Linked DNA regions of Mus musculus: region 2 is linked to region 1. A link is a contact called in ENCODE Hi-C or POLR2A ChIA-PET data. All regions are on one chromosome and are shown on one strand. The core of a region is the stretch at or near the end of the contact, and the rest is flanking DNA. Distances in the headings are between cores, read along the strand shown. Region 1 overlaps Lpin1 (lipin 1). Region 2 has its middle 29 kb from the start of Lpin1.

What was found. A loop is a pair of places that touch in the nucleus more often than their neighbours do. ChIA-PET counts read pairs that join two places held with the same protein, here RNA polymerase II (POLR2A).
Region 2: a map of heart shows a loop between it and region 1 (2.0-fold over the local background). The contact joins two enhancer-like sites. A Hi-C loop is called at or near these places in 3 of 37 maps with a recorded cell type or tissue (all heart). POLR2A ChIA-PET finds 5 or more read pairs at or near these places in 1 of 5 experiments (embryonic stem cell).

The regions. Positions count from the first base shown.
Region 1 is chr12:16,579,780-16,586,503 of GRCm38, reverse strand. Lpin1 (lipin 1) reads left to right here. Exons shown (of 21, transcript NM_015763.4): 2 at 5,600-5,800; 3 at 6,527-6,622. The coding sequence starts at 5,609. Among named protein-coding and RNA genes, the nearest start is that of Lpin1, 6.6 kb to the left of the region's middle. Within about 2 kb of position 2,328, at least 1 of the 3 ENCODE cell types and tissues checked has a DNase peak (open chromatin) inside an H3K27ac peak, as active enhancers do.
Region 2 is chr12:16,615,244-16,621,967 of GRCm38, reverse strand. It overlaps a transcript of Lpin1 not described here. Among named protein-coding and RNA genes, the nearest start is that of Lpin1, 29 kb to the right of the region's middle. Within about 2 kb of position 2,877, at least 1 of the 3 ENCODE cell types and tissues checked has a DNase peak (open chromatin) inside an H3K27ac peak, as active enhancers do.

The DNA.
Region 1 (6,724 bases), core at 1,079-3,578:
CATATATAATGTGGATGGTCCATAATTTATTAATCCAGGGCCTTACAGGTCTCTAAGTGATTTCTGCTTTTCCCCATCACAGTCAAGTCTGTGATCACTGCTACTCACAAAGATCCTGTTGTTTCTGGGGCCTGGTGAGATGGCTCAGCAGGTAAAGGTGCCGGCTGCCAAACAGGCTCACTTGAGTCCGATTTCTGGAACCCACATTCATGGAAAGAAAGAACGAACTCTTGCTAGTTCTGTGGAAAGAAAGAACTGATTCCCACTAGTTGTCCTCTGAGGTCCACACACATGCTGTGGCATGTGCACGCATGTCCCTGTGTGTACACACACACTCTAAGAACATGATCTGTAGAATCAATTCTTGGTAAGGAGTTGCTGGGGTTTGCTAGTATGTGTCAGTCGGGTAGTTCTTTCTGGGACTTTGTCCCGTTAATGACTGGAGCACTGAGTGAGTCTACTCTCACTATTGGGGTATTTATGGAATGTTTTTGTTCGGGGCCTTCTGTAAGGCCTTAAAAATTATTCATTTTGTGCATGTGTGTGCAAGGGTCTGTGTGTGTGTGTGCAAGTGGGTGTATCTCTGTGTGTGGGTATGTGTGCACACTGGTGGGTATATTTGTGTATGCAGATGTGTGCCTGGGCAGCGAATGTGTGTGTTCAGATGTGTATGTGTGCGTGGGCAGGTACATATGCATGCATTAAAGTTTGTGTGTGGGTGGGTGTATACATGTGCACAAACACAGGGACTTTACCTTTTGAGCTAGGGTCTCTTAACTGAACTTGTTGCTACTGATTGAGTTGGATTCACTGCCCTGGGACGTCCTATGGATCTCACTGTTTCCTCTCGGTTCCTCCCCAGTGGGCTGTGCCAGCCTTTTATGCTGGGTTTAAGCTGGGGTTGTCGTGATTTGAGACAGGTACTTTATGGACTGAGCCATCTCTCTCTTGACTTGCATATATGTGGGAGTCTGGGTTAGTGACTACTCTTGCATGGTTGTCCTGGAGTCTTTTAACTGTCTTATGAGTCCCTTAGGTGATTGTGACAAGTTTACAGTAGGACTGACCTGAGGCCACCCTCACATGACCTTAATATTCCAGGTGGTGGAACGGCATTAACAGAGTGTGTGCGGAGAGGAGAGCTATGGCAAGGATTTTGAATTCTGGCAGATAGAGATAGAGAATAGAGATAGAGAGAGGGGCAGATACAGATGCAGCGTTTGGACTAAGTGTAGACTTTTCTAATATCCTAACTAGTTGAGGAGTCACGAGACTTGTGACACTTCTTGATGGTGTCCAGAGGCTGTGTCTGGGACAGTCTGAGGCTGGGGTGGTGGCTGTGCCAAGCCCTTGTAGAATGCCACACTTGATGAGGGAGGCACGTGGCCTCCAGTTCCAGGTTGGGGCCTTGAAGTTGGGCTTCCTTCCAATATGAGCTCCACATTTATCTAGGAAGATCTTACCTAGAGATGGCATTTCAGAGAACTTAGTGTTGGTTCAGAATGCCAACTGAGAAGCATTAAAGAAAAAAAAAATCTGTGTATTTTGTGACTGCAGAGTTCCCTGAGGCCCTGGCTTATGCCAGAGCATCGATTCTCAACCTGGGGGTCTCAGCTCTTTCATAGGGGTTGCACCTCAGGTATCCTACACATCAGATATTTACATTACAATCCATAATAGTAGCAAATTACAGTTATGAAGTAGCAATGAAAATAATTTTAAGGTTGGGGGTCATCACAGCAAGAGGAACTGTCTTAAAGGGTCACAGCATTGGGAAGGTTGAGAACAACTGGTATAGAGAATTCCAGGCTTGTCAGAGGAGTCTGTAAGACTTGGTGAAATTCTCCTTCAGAACACATTGGAGCCAGGGCCCTGGACTTGTGTCTCCAGCATGTAAATCCCTGCCAGGCGCAACATCTTGCCAAACTTGAAGATAAACCCCAGCAGACTTTAAAGTAGTCCGGTCAGTGTCTTCACGCAGGCCCATTGGAAACAGGTGAGCATTGGGCTTGGTTCTCTTCCGGCTCCTCTGAACTTCCTTCTGAGGGACTAGTCCATCTGCTTTCTTTCGCAAATCAAACCTCTCCCCTTTTCTGCCTCCTCAAGTGCTTTCAGAAAGGCTGAAACACCTCAGCCATAATGGGATTACGGCCCAGCCCGTGGGAGGCCCTCGGCCTGGGGAGGTTTAGTCTGGCTGCTTATCTACAGGCTAAAGGAATTACCCACTTCCTCGAGAGCTTTTCAGTGCCAGCGCAGCTGGAGGAAGTGAAATTTGGGACTTTAAGTCTAGTGGTTTGATTGTATAGAACATTTAAAGAGAAAGTTGCACGGGGCGTATTTAGAAGAGAGCCTAGTGTGGGCAGGGGCAAAGAAGGAAGGGCCCTGCCCACACCCGCCTTGCCTGATTTCAGCCCACTGTGGTTTGCTAAAGGTCATTGTGCGTCACATGCCTCCTAGGGAGGACTTGTCCCTGGCACTTAAAGTCTTTTTTTTTTTTTTTTTTTTGAGGCAGGGTCTCATGTAGTCTTGGCTGGCCTCAAACCTCAGATGACTTTGAATTTCTGATTTTCTGATTTTCCTGATTTCTGACTGGGACTGCAGGCTGCAGCACTGTACCTGGTTTATACAGTGCTGGGGACTGAACCATGGCTTTGTGCATGCCAGACAAACACTGTACCCACTGGCTGAACTTTATGAATATGAATTTATGGTACTTCCTTATAAGAGTTGCCTTGGTCACAGTGTCTGTTCACAGCAGTAAAACCCTAACTAAGACAATGTAGGTAGAGCCCACGAGTGGGCATTGGGTGTCTTCTTCTCTCTCCTGATCATACTGAGGTCAGGACTCTCACCGAACCCAGAACTCACTGATTGGACAGGCCTAGGGAGTCTTTTAAATCTCACAGCCCACCCCCAGTAATGGCTACATCACCCCAGCCTCTTCAAGACAGTGCCACCAACTGGGGACCAGATATTCAAATGCCCAATACTGTGGGGGAGGGTGCTCATTCAAACCACCACACTGATGTAACTTCCTTTTGACTATCAATACCTTGCGATCATATTCTTGCACTGGCTTCTACCAGTTCAGAAGTTAAGGATCTCATTGTATAACACTTCAAACCTGGCAGCAGAGTTTTCTGTCTTCATTGCCCCCTGCTTATATGGTCTCAATCAATGATCAGGCAGACATCTTTATGCATGACATCTGTGTCCTGTGACTGCTACAGTCTCATGCAACTGTTTGGCAGTGGAACACAGGACTCAGGGGAACTTGTGTTGTCAGTGCGTGCTCACTTGCAGCCGCTCTATAATAAACCATCTTGGACTCTCTTTGCGGCAAGAGCTGTGTTTGCTCCACGTTGTGGAAAATTTCAAAGTCGGTCTTAGCTGAGCTGGCCTGGGCTGGGGCTTCCTTGCCCAAGACCTTGGTCTGTTGCTCAGTGATAAGCCCAGCCCCAGCAGGAGCAGGGTAGAATTAGGGGATGCTGTGGTGGACGTCACAAGAGGGCTTGACTGGACCAGACTAGGGTCTGCTTCTAGTGAGCCTGCCTCTGGTCTGACAGCGTGGCCCCAAGCCTGTGATCACGAGTATCTGCTTTGGGATGCTTGAATGTACCTTCCTGTTTCTTCCTGTGGCAGGCCTTCTACCTACAGGGCTATTGAGCGAGGCACAGGGATGTGAGATTGGATATAGGACAGATATTGTGAGGAAAAAATGCCCCTAAAAATGATCCCACAGGACTGGAGAGTTGAGACTTTCTCTTTTGCTAGACTCAGCAAAGGTTAAAATCTTAAGTGTAATGTGGAGGGTGGCATTCTGTGGAAGAATGTGAGGGTTGCGACATCATGCTTTTTAAATTGCGGGTCTTTGGGGGAATTCTGCATCTCCTGTTTTATTTTCTGAGGCAGGATCTCACGTAGCACAGGATTGCTACATGAAATCGCTGTCCTCCTGTCTCCACCTTCCGTGTGCTGAGATTGCAGGGATGTGCTATCACGGACTGATACTTTGGTTATAGGAGAATCTGTTCTCTAACCCTGTCTTTTGTACAAGCATAGTGCCAGGCCCAGTAGGGTAGAAGTTCCAAAGGTTTGCTGAGGATGGTGGTTGGCTGGCTGGTTGGGCAAGCTCCCTAGCATATGTGTCCCCTGCAGTTGTCAGAGAATAGGTGGGCAGGCAGGGATTGGACAGAGACTGATAGAAGCCATCATCTCCCTGTTGGCTAGCATTCAGTGTCAGAATGCAGTACAGGCCGACTGTTGGAGAACTATCCAATTGTCATAACTATCGCCCTGGGCATGGGCCCTGCGTACTACAGTACCGACTGGACTTGTAAGCTATGCCCATGTTGGAGTAGTGGCATGCTTGCGCGGACACCAACTGCTTCCTGATTGGATCTGAAGTGCTCCATGGGAGAGAGTGCATGGCTAACCCTACATGTAGGCCTGATCAAAAGCTTACGGCTGGGGAGGTCACAGGCCGTAGGAGGGGATCTGTTACTGACGTGAGGGACATCCACTCCGAATGTTTTACCAAATGGACACATAATTAAACCGACTTGTAAGTATTTATGGCACGAATGTGAGGAGGTCAGAGGATCAGAGGGTGATCTGTGGGGGTTGGTTCCCATTCCTCCACCGTGCCCTGCACCCTGAACTCAGGTTTCCAGGCTTGGTGGCAGGCCTCCCACCAGCAGAGCCGTCTTGCTAGCCCCTGAGCACGTTCACACATACAGGCAGGCGCAGCTCTCAGGCTCGGGCACAGGTACCTTTCAGCAGTGTCAGAGTTTCTTTGCTGTGAAGAGACACCCTGACTACCAACACTCTTATAAAGGAAAACATTTAATTGGGGCTGGCTCACAGTTTCAGAAGTCCAGTCCATTATCCTCAGGGCAGGAAGCATGGCAGCCTGCAGGCAGAGATGGTGCTGGACTTGCTCCATCAAGGCCACACCTACTCCAAAGAGGCCAGTCTCCTAATAATGCCACTCCCTGTGGACCTATGGGGGCTAGTTTTATTCAAACCTCCATAGACCGTGAGTAATGGTCAAAATGGGGATTCCTAACTCATCAAAGTGTTGCGGAAATGCTGAGTGCTTGACCCTAACTGGGACATCGGCCCAGGGGACCTCGTGGAAGAGCACTTGGAATGGAAGAATGGGAGGAGTGTCAAATGTTTTCTGTGCTGTCGTGTTTCCAGCTCCTATCGCAGTACTTCCTCTGACTGAGCCACACATTCGGAGTGGTCTCTGCCCAGGCCTCCTAAGCTTCCTTGATTGATGTTGAGGCAACATTACCAAGCACAGAATGTGAGAGATCACATTCATAGTCATCCTGGGGTGCTGCTTGTGTTAGGGTTCTGGGCCTCTCCGTTCTGGACCCCGTGGTGGGAAGGATGCTGGGCTTCCGGATGGGGTGGGAGAAATGAGCCGGCACAAGGGCGTTGTGAACATCCCAGAAACAAAGGGATGTGGGCAGAGTGTGAGAAGAGAATGTGTTCCGCTGCATCGTTGAAACGGAGTGCTGAGTTGGAGGCTCTGGGCGGCCTTCCCTTGTTAGTTGCTCTTGTGAACCTGTGTGCTCTGCCTGCCTCTCAGGTTCAGACAATGAATTACGTGGGGCAGCTGGCCGGCCAGGTGTTTGTGACGGTGAAGGAGCTCTACAAGGGACTGAACCCCGCCACGCTGTCGGGATGCATCGACATCATTGTCATCCGGCAGCCCAATGGCAGTCTGCAGTGCTCCCCTTTCCACGTCCGCTTCGGCAAGATGGGTGTCCTCCGCTCCCGAGAGAAAGTGGTGAGGCCTGGGTACCCCTCTCCTCAGAGCACGAGGCGCTCACTGTCTCCTGCCCTCACTCTCCTCTCCTCAGACTCACAAGAAGCCTCGTTGCACAGTTTAATGCTCACCAGTGAGCACATTGTTCCGGGCTCTGTGGCATTGACAGTTACTCTAAGGCGTGAGGCACACCCTTCCTACTGCTTATCAAGGATGAGGCTCAGGAGGCACAGCAGCAGGGCAGGGCAGGGCAGGGCAGGGCAGGCAGGTCAGGCAGGGCAGGAGAGCATGGCAGCGAGGCAGGGGTGGCCACTTCTCAGGAAAACTCAAGGCAGAGATCACCTGACCGCCCAGTCCCTCCTGTGCCCGGGGCCTGGTTCTGTGTTCTAAGTTGCTCTTCTATGTGATCTGGTCTCGCTTTCGGCATGGTGGCTGTTTACGAAGGAATGGTGTTTTTATGGCCTAGTTTCAGAAGCCCCATAGCGTTAGTTCTGTTTGGGTGCCAGTCACACAGGCTTCCTCATCCTCAGAGAGAGGGGAAGTGTTCACACTGGTGGGGAGTGGGGAAGTTCTGGATCAACAGTGGAGGTTTTAAAAAGGACCAGCGTAGCTCTGTTTGGAAACCCAAGCTCCCTTCCCACCTCCCCAGAGGTCAGGGCAGGTGTGCTTGGGTTAGGGAGACCAGGAGAGACGTGCGGCGCTTTCAGGGAAGCTCACTGTGTGCTCTTCACTGTATTCCCTTCTCAGGTGGACATAGAAATCAATGGGGAGTCCGTGGATTTGCACATGAAGTTGGGAGACAACGGAGAAGCATTTTTTGTTCAAGAGACTGACAACGATCAGGTGAGGAGGGCTGGGTGTCCAGGGTCACTTCCAGGTGTGGAGGCACAGCAGGTAGGCCTGAGCAAAAGGGATTCTGAGCCCTTTGCCCAGTAGACGCTGGCA
Region 2 (6,724 bases), core at 1,628-4,127, 35 kb before region 1:
GGAGGGGGTGGGCAGAATAGGGAAAGACTATATCCACCTGCAGGAGCTCTGGGAAGAGTGAGATGGGAGCCAAGGATGAGACTAGCTGACCTGGGGGAAATGAGCCAGCGTTTCTGACATTGTTTCACTAAAATGGAAACAAACAAAACAGAAATACCACAATGGAGATGCTCTCAATGCTTAGACAATTAGATGAGTTCAGTGGAGTGGCACCTGGCTAGTCTAGTAGGAGGAGTTTATGTTTCTGGCGCCATCTCCCTGCCTTGCTTGCTGCAGGTGCAAGCCAATGGGCTCCGTTTGTCAGGCTCACTTCAGTGCAGGGATCACTGTCCATCACCAGGTGCATGCTCACCTGGTGCCCAAGATCACACTCTTAGCCAGGTACAGCCTCAAGTCTGTCCTGCTACAAAAAACGCTCAAAATACTAGGAGCTTGGAGGGCTAGACCAACCTTGATCAGGGATACAACACCCAGCATCACATGTTCCATGGCCCTGGTTCGTGTGATGATGGCTTCTCCCTTTCTTCTACAGCTGCCTACCCCATGGGCCTCTCAGGAGTCAGAGTCTGGGGGAGTAAGGTGTTTGGGGCAGGTGTTTCAGTCTGCTTTGGGGCAGTGTACCTACCATGTGCAAACTTGGGAAGGTAGCATAAAGCTGCTTTGAGACTTGGCTTCTAGAAGTGGCAGGCTTAAGAGTGACACAAGGCTGTGACGTCCCTGGTGCAGAGTAAGGACTGTGGCTGACACTCACTGACAGATGAAGACTCTGGACTGGAGCTCATCTTTCTTTCCTGGCTCCTCTCTGGCTATGGCTGGAGTTTCACTGACTCTACTGTGGACAAAACACTTCTTTGATGCTCTAAGTCATTCAGTCTCTTCCTAGTTTCTCTTCCTGGGTGCTCAAATTTCTTCTCTTCCTCAATTCATTCTCCCCAGGCCTTGAGCTGTAGTCTCACTCCTCACAACTCAAGACTCCCCTGCTAAGTTTCTTGACTTTGCTCCCTGGGTCATCTTATCCTCCTGGGTTGTCTTCTCTCCCCTTCCCCTACAGTTATCAAAGAAAAATCCCTTCTTTCTCTAAGACACACATCATGCTAAATTACGGACACCAGCGTCTGCGCTTCCTCCCTGTTTCCCATGAGTAGTCCCAGTATCCTGTCTCCATCCTCATAGAAATCATCTCATGAGCTCAGCACTTAGCACAGGCGTGGCTCCCAGTACATGTGAGGCTGGACTTGACCAAACCAGTCTCCAGGCCCTGTGCTCAGACTGCCACAAGCTCTTAGGTTTGTCCCCAGCACAGGACCCAGGTGGCCCATACTGGGGGACTGTCATACCAAAGAGTTACTGCCCTGTCCTGTTGCTATGTAGTGATATTCTAAACAGTAACAGCCAAACAATGAAAGTCTGATAGTTGTTGAATTCAGACAGCATTCTGGTTTTCTGGACTAATTTCCCCATAGTTGCTGTCATTTAATTCTTGCATTAACTGTGTGTCATCATCTCTCTTACAGCAGAGAAGCAAGTGTGGGTGATAGGTCAGTGTTGAGCTCTGCTGGTCAAACCGCAGTCTTCTGAATTGCATCAAGCTGGCGACATCACTTCTTGGGGTAGGGGAACCCAGGGATGACTTGTTTGTTCTGGCTGGCAGAAGTCTATTGGTCTAGTCCATCACCCACGTTGCCTTGCTGAACTAGCCTGTGCAGTGTCTGGTTGTCAGTACACCAATGTCATTTTGCTTGTCTCCACTGAGTTCCAGCTAGTCACAGGCTCCAGAGAGCCAGAGATTTTAAAGGTATTCAGAATTTTCTTTAAGGTGTGTTAGGAGTGCAGACGTATAAATGAGTGTCATGAACAGACAGTGTGGTGTCACCCTAGGAAGCAGGAGGCCTAGGAGATCATATAGGGAAACAGGGGCTGTCTAGGAGGCATTGCAAGCCAGGTAATGCAAGCCAGATGGGGTTTCTATAGGAAAGAGGGAATAAGGTGGGACACTCAGGCTAGGACCAGCCAGCCTGCATCATCTGGAACAGAGGAGCTGGCCTTATTGTGTGGTGACAGTCCTGAGGTGAAAAGGACAGACATTTGGTTGGAGGCTCAAGGTCATGAGAGCCCAGAGACATTGCAGTTGGAGGCAAGGTTCGCTTTGCCTTGCAGACAAGGCCAGTCCTGAGAGGACATCAGTGCAGCAAAATGTAAGACGACAAGAGAGCTGAGGATGCAGCTCAGTGGTGCACATGTGTCTAGCATGTGTGAGCGAGAATGCAGCTCAATGGTGGCGCATGTGTGAGACCTTGCCATCTGTCCCTAGTATAATATAAGAAGACAGGAAGCTGAGACTGGTGCTCAGCGACAGCATATGTGTCTAGCATACATGAGACCCTGCCTTCTGTCCCCGGTACCTCAAAACCCCCAAGCCTTTCAAATAGATGGAAACACATGGCATGTAAGATTTCCAAGAGCATGGTGGTACCTGTCTGTAATCCTAGCACTTTGGAGGCTGAGGCAGGAGAATTGCTTCAAGTTTCACTACAGCTGGGTTGCATAGCAAAACCCTATCTCAAAGAACCCCAAAATAAATAAATTTAAAGAAGGCATGGTTAAAGCTGCCACTTGGAGTCTAGAGAGACACAAACCTTGCCCTCCTTGGCATAGCTTGGCAAGGAAAAGACAGTGTGCAACAGAAAGCCCACAGGGTTTATGGATGGCTAGGTGGAAGGCTGCAGTGAGAGCCTCCTCTTCCCTCAGGTCCCTCTGGGAATGTTTCCCTGCTGCGGGGTGGGGGTGGGGGACGACTGGAGTAGGGGTGGCTCTGAGCCAGTGCTCTTTGGCTTGCCTCCAGTCTTGGAGGCCAGAACTTCAGGGAGGCCAGTGAGGCTGGAATAGCTGCCTGTCAGCTCTGGATCCTAGGGTTGGCCCGTTTCCCAGGCAACCTGACCCTACACAGAAGCATTTGCGTGTGCAAACACGTGGAGTCTGCATGGTGCCTTTCGTAAATAGCCAGACGGGTGAGTGAGCCGTGGGATCAATTTCGCTCAGAGAAGAGTGTCAGTTTGCTATAAATACACACACACACACACACACACACACACACACACACACACACACACACACACACACACACACACCACGGGGTGGAGGATAGAAATCACACAGAGGTCAAAACTGTCCGTACAGACAAGACAGACTTTCTAGTCCAAGACAGGCTAAGTCACTGTCCCTGTCACCTTCCAGGTACACGCAGGTCAGTTCACAGAAGCACCCAGTCCAGCCTGTCTTCCTGCTCCTTTGTACATGTTCTCTTCTGGCTGTTTACTCTTCTGGAACATGCTGCTCCAACACTTGCTGGCTTGCATATGGGGAAGCCTCTGATGTTTTGCTAACTGGACACAGTGTGCCTGGCAAACTTGCCTTCTAAACAACTATGTTTATGTCCATAGGTTAGAACTTTTCTCAGCTTTCGTCACAAACACTTTTTTTTGGGGGGGTAGTGGTTACTGCAGGACTCAGAACCAGTCACAGCGTGGAGAAGAAGTGACTGTGAATGCTATCCCTAAATGGGGCACCTATATCACCTCCTCCAAGGCTTGGCGGGGGGCATTGCAGAAGAAGGGGCAGAAAAAAAATGTCAGAGAGGCCATTGAATTGAATTCCTGGAGCTCGAGTAGGGAACAGAGAGAACTGAGTCCTGCAAGGACCCTGCTGACCTCCAGACACTGCTGTAGCAGAGTGGTGGCACCCAGACCTAAAGAGTTAAATGTTTTAAAAAGTCAGAAGTGGGCTGGGCATAGTAGTGCATGCTTTTAATCCCATCTATCAGGTCTCTGCGAGTTCAAGGTCAGCCTATATTATATAATGAGACTGTTTCTGAAAAGAAATGTACAAACAGGAGGAAGTAGTTGGGGAGTAGTGGGAGGTGCTGAGTTTTGGGTATGATGAGTGTCATGAAGGGGGATGAGGGACTCACATGTCTTAGTTAGGGTTTTACTGCTGTGAACAGACACCATGACCAAGGCAACTCTTTTTGTTTGTTGTGGTTTTTTTTTTTTGTTTTGTTTTTTTGGTTTTTTCGAGACAGGGTTTCTCTGTGTATCCCTGGCTGTCCTGGAACTCACTCTGTAGACTAGGTTGGCCTCGAACTCAGAAATCCACATGTCTCTGCCTCTCAAGTGCTGGGGTTAAAGGCGTGCGTATCATCAAGGCAGGAACATGGCAGCATCCAGGCAGGCATGGTGCAGGAGAAGCTGAGAATTCTACATCTTCATCTGAAGGCTGTTAGCAGAATACTGGCTTCTAGGCAACTAGGATGAATGTATTAAAGACCATACCCACAGTGACATGCCTTCTCCAATAGGGCCACACCTTCTAGAATAGTGTCACTCTATGAGCCAAGTATATGCAAACCATCACATTATGCAATCCCAACTCTCCCTGAGGATTCATAGACAAGTGATGACTGCTGGCGAGGTCTCCGTGTTCCTGTGATCAACACCCCCCACCCATGTTCCTGCACACAACCCCAACCTATGCTCCTGTAAGTATGAAACTCTTTGGATGATTAAAAATAAGACATGAAGGTCAAAGGAAGACTGGATGGAAAGAGAAAGAGAATCAGCAGGAGAAGGAACACAAGAGAGACTAATGATCTGGGGTGAAGAGCATCAGAACACGCTATCTACATGTATGGAAACATCACAATGAAACCCATTATGCATAATCAATATATAATAATGAAATCAATATATGATATTGAAAACATTAACTATTTCAGATATGGAATGTGTATGGGATTCAACTCTATGATTCTTCTGCCCCACGGTGTTGGCTGACTTAGTGGTACCTGTCAGCTAATTGAGCTGGTTTGGAGCAACCCATCTATGCCTGTGGGAGAAGGGAGCACAAGTGCCCAGGACAGTGGAGACTGTGGGCAAGAGTTGTATACAAGTCCCTGAAGGGCAATACTGCAGAGCCAGGGTCCTTACCTGGTGTCCAACACTTCAAGAAAGAGCGTGGCTGGAGACATAAAAGAATGATGTGAGGACTCTCACAACCTGGCCTGTGAGGTGGTCGTCATGGGTCCTTCATGTTATTGACCAAGTCAGCCACTCAGGGTGGCTCAGGTTTAAGGGGAGAGTGGTCGGAGTCCCTGATACCAAGAGTCATGAAGAATCTGAAGGCATTGTTAATCTAGAGCAGAGGCATGCCCATATGTATGCATGTGCACACAGGAATACACACCTATACACATGCATATGTACACAGGCACACACTCTGTCACACTCACACACACTCACACATACTTACTCACACACACTCATACATACAGACATTCCTACATACAATTCTTACACACATGCACACATTGTTCATGCAAGCCCAAGCCTGCCTTCTCTGCCAGCAGGGTATATGTAGGCTAGAAGTAGCAGGCCATGTGATGATCTTGTTGGGACAGAGCTAGGAGCTCACAGGCTCCCTGCGAGTGTATGTCCTGGGTCCTCATGACTTACATTTTCTTCTGGGGGACTTAAATCCCTCATTATCTTCTTCACCCCTTGGTGAATCAACTGATATCTCGTGTCCCTCTTACAGAGTATCCACGAAGTCAGGTTGTCCATACCCACTGGAGTCAGTGAATGTTAGATCAGGTAGCACCATGCCCCTCACTGCACTCCAGGACATGGGGCCACATCCTTGGTGGATCTTTTTTGGATTTCACACAGTCCTGGGCTCTTCCTCTCCAGTGTCTTTTGTTAGATCTGTTCTGTGGAACGTGCCCAGCCTTGCCTTTCACCTATGGAGGGTCCTGCAGAAGCCACATATTTATGTAAACATTGGGTGAGGCCTGGGGACTCCAGCTCTCCTACATGTAGCCAAGAGGATGCGACTAGAAACAGAGAGTAGAGGGAACTCCTGGACCCAGGGCAGAGGCGGCAGAGGCTGCAGGCAGAGCTGTAGGGAGAACTGAAGGATCCCTGCCTCCCCACACACATCTTTTTAGGAAAGGTGTTTTTAAGAATAAGGCTGTGCTAGCCCCTCCCACAGCCATCAGCTTGGAATACAGATGGCATCCTGGTTTTGAAGTTACTGGAACTAGGGATGAATTCCTTCTCACCCCCCACAATCTGCTGGTTGTGTAATGAGCTAATTCACTTGACCCTCTTAGCTCCAGTGTCTTCCCTTGAATGTTGAGAAAATTATACCTCTGTTCTTCCATTCAGCAATATTTAATGACTACCTACCATGGCCCGAGGCTCCAGCGAATTTGATGACAAGAATAGGCCATGTTCCTTATGGAGGAGGCTGTCATTAAGTGAATACTTGTGCAAACGAATGCACATTGTCAAGCTGTGCTAAGTGCTCTGAGGGAAGCATGCAGGTGCGCCGAGAAGGTACAATTCTCCGGGATCATGTTGAGGAGGCCAAGGGCAGCTTTGCTGAGCAGCTGACACACTTGGCTGTGTCGCGCCAGCTGAAGTGTATCCCAGGCAGGAGGATGGGAAGGCTGCTCTCAGAAGCTGAATGAGCTGCAGAGTGTGGCAGAAAGCAGAAAGATGTAGATGGAAGAAAGGTTGCTGTCCTTGAACCCCCCCCCAACACACACACACACACACACACACACAGAGGGAGGTTTTCTGGGGTGATTCAGTACATGCGATGTCATGATAGCTTGCTCTTGCCAGCCCTGAACCTCAGTTTAACTGGAGACAAGGACCCACTGAGACAT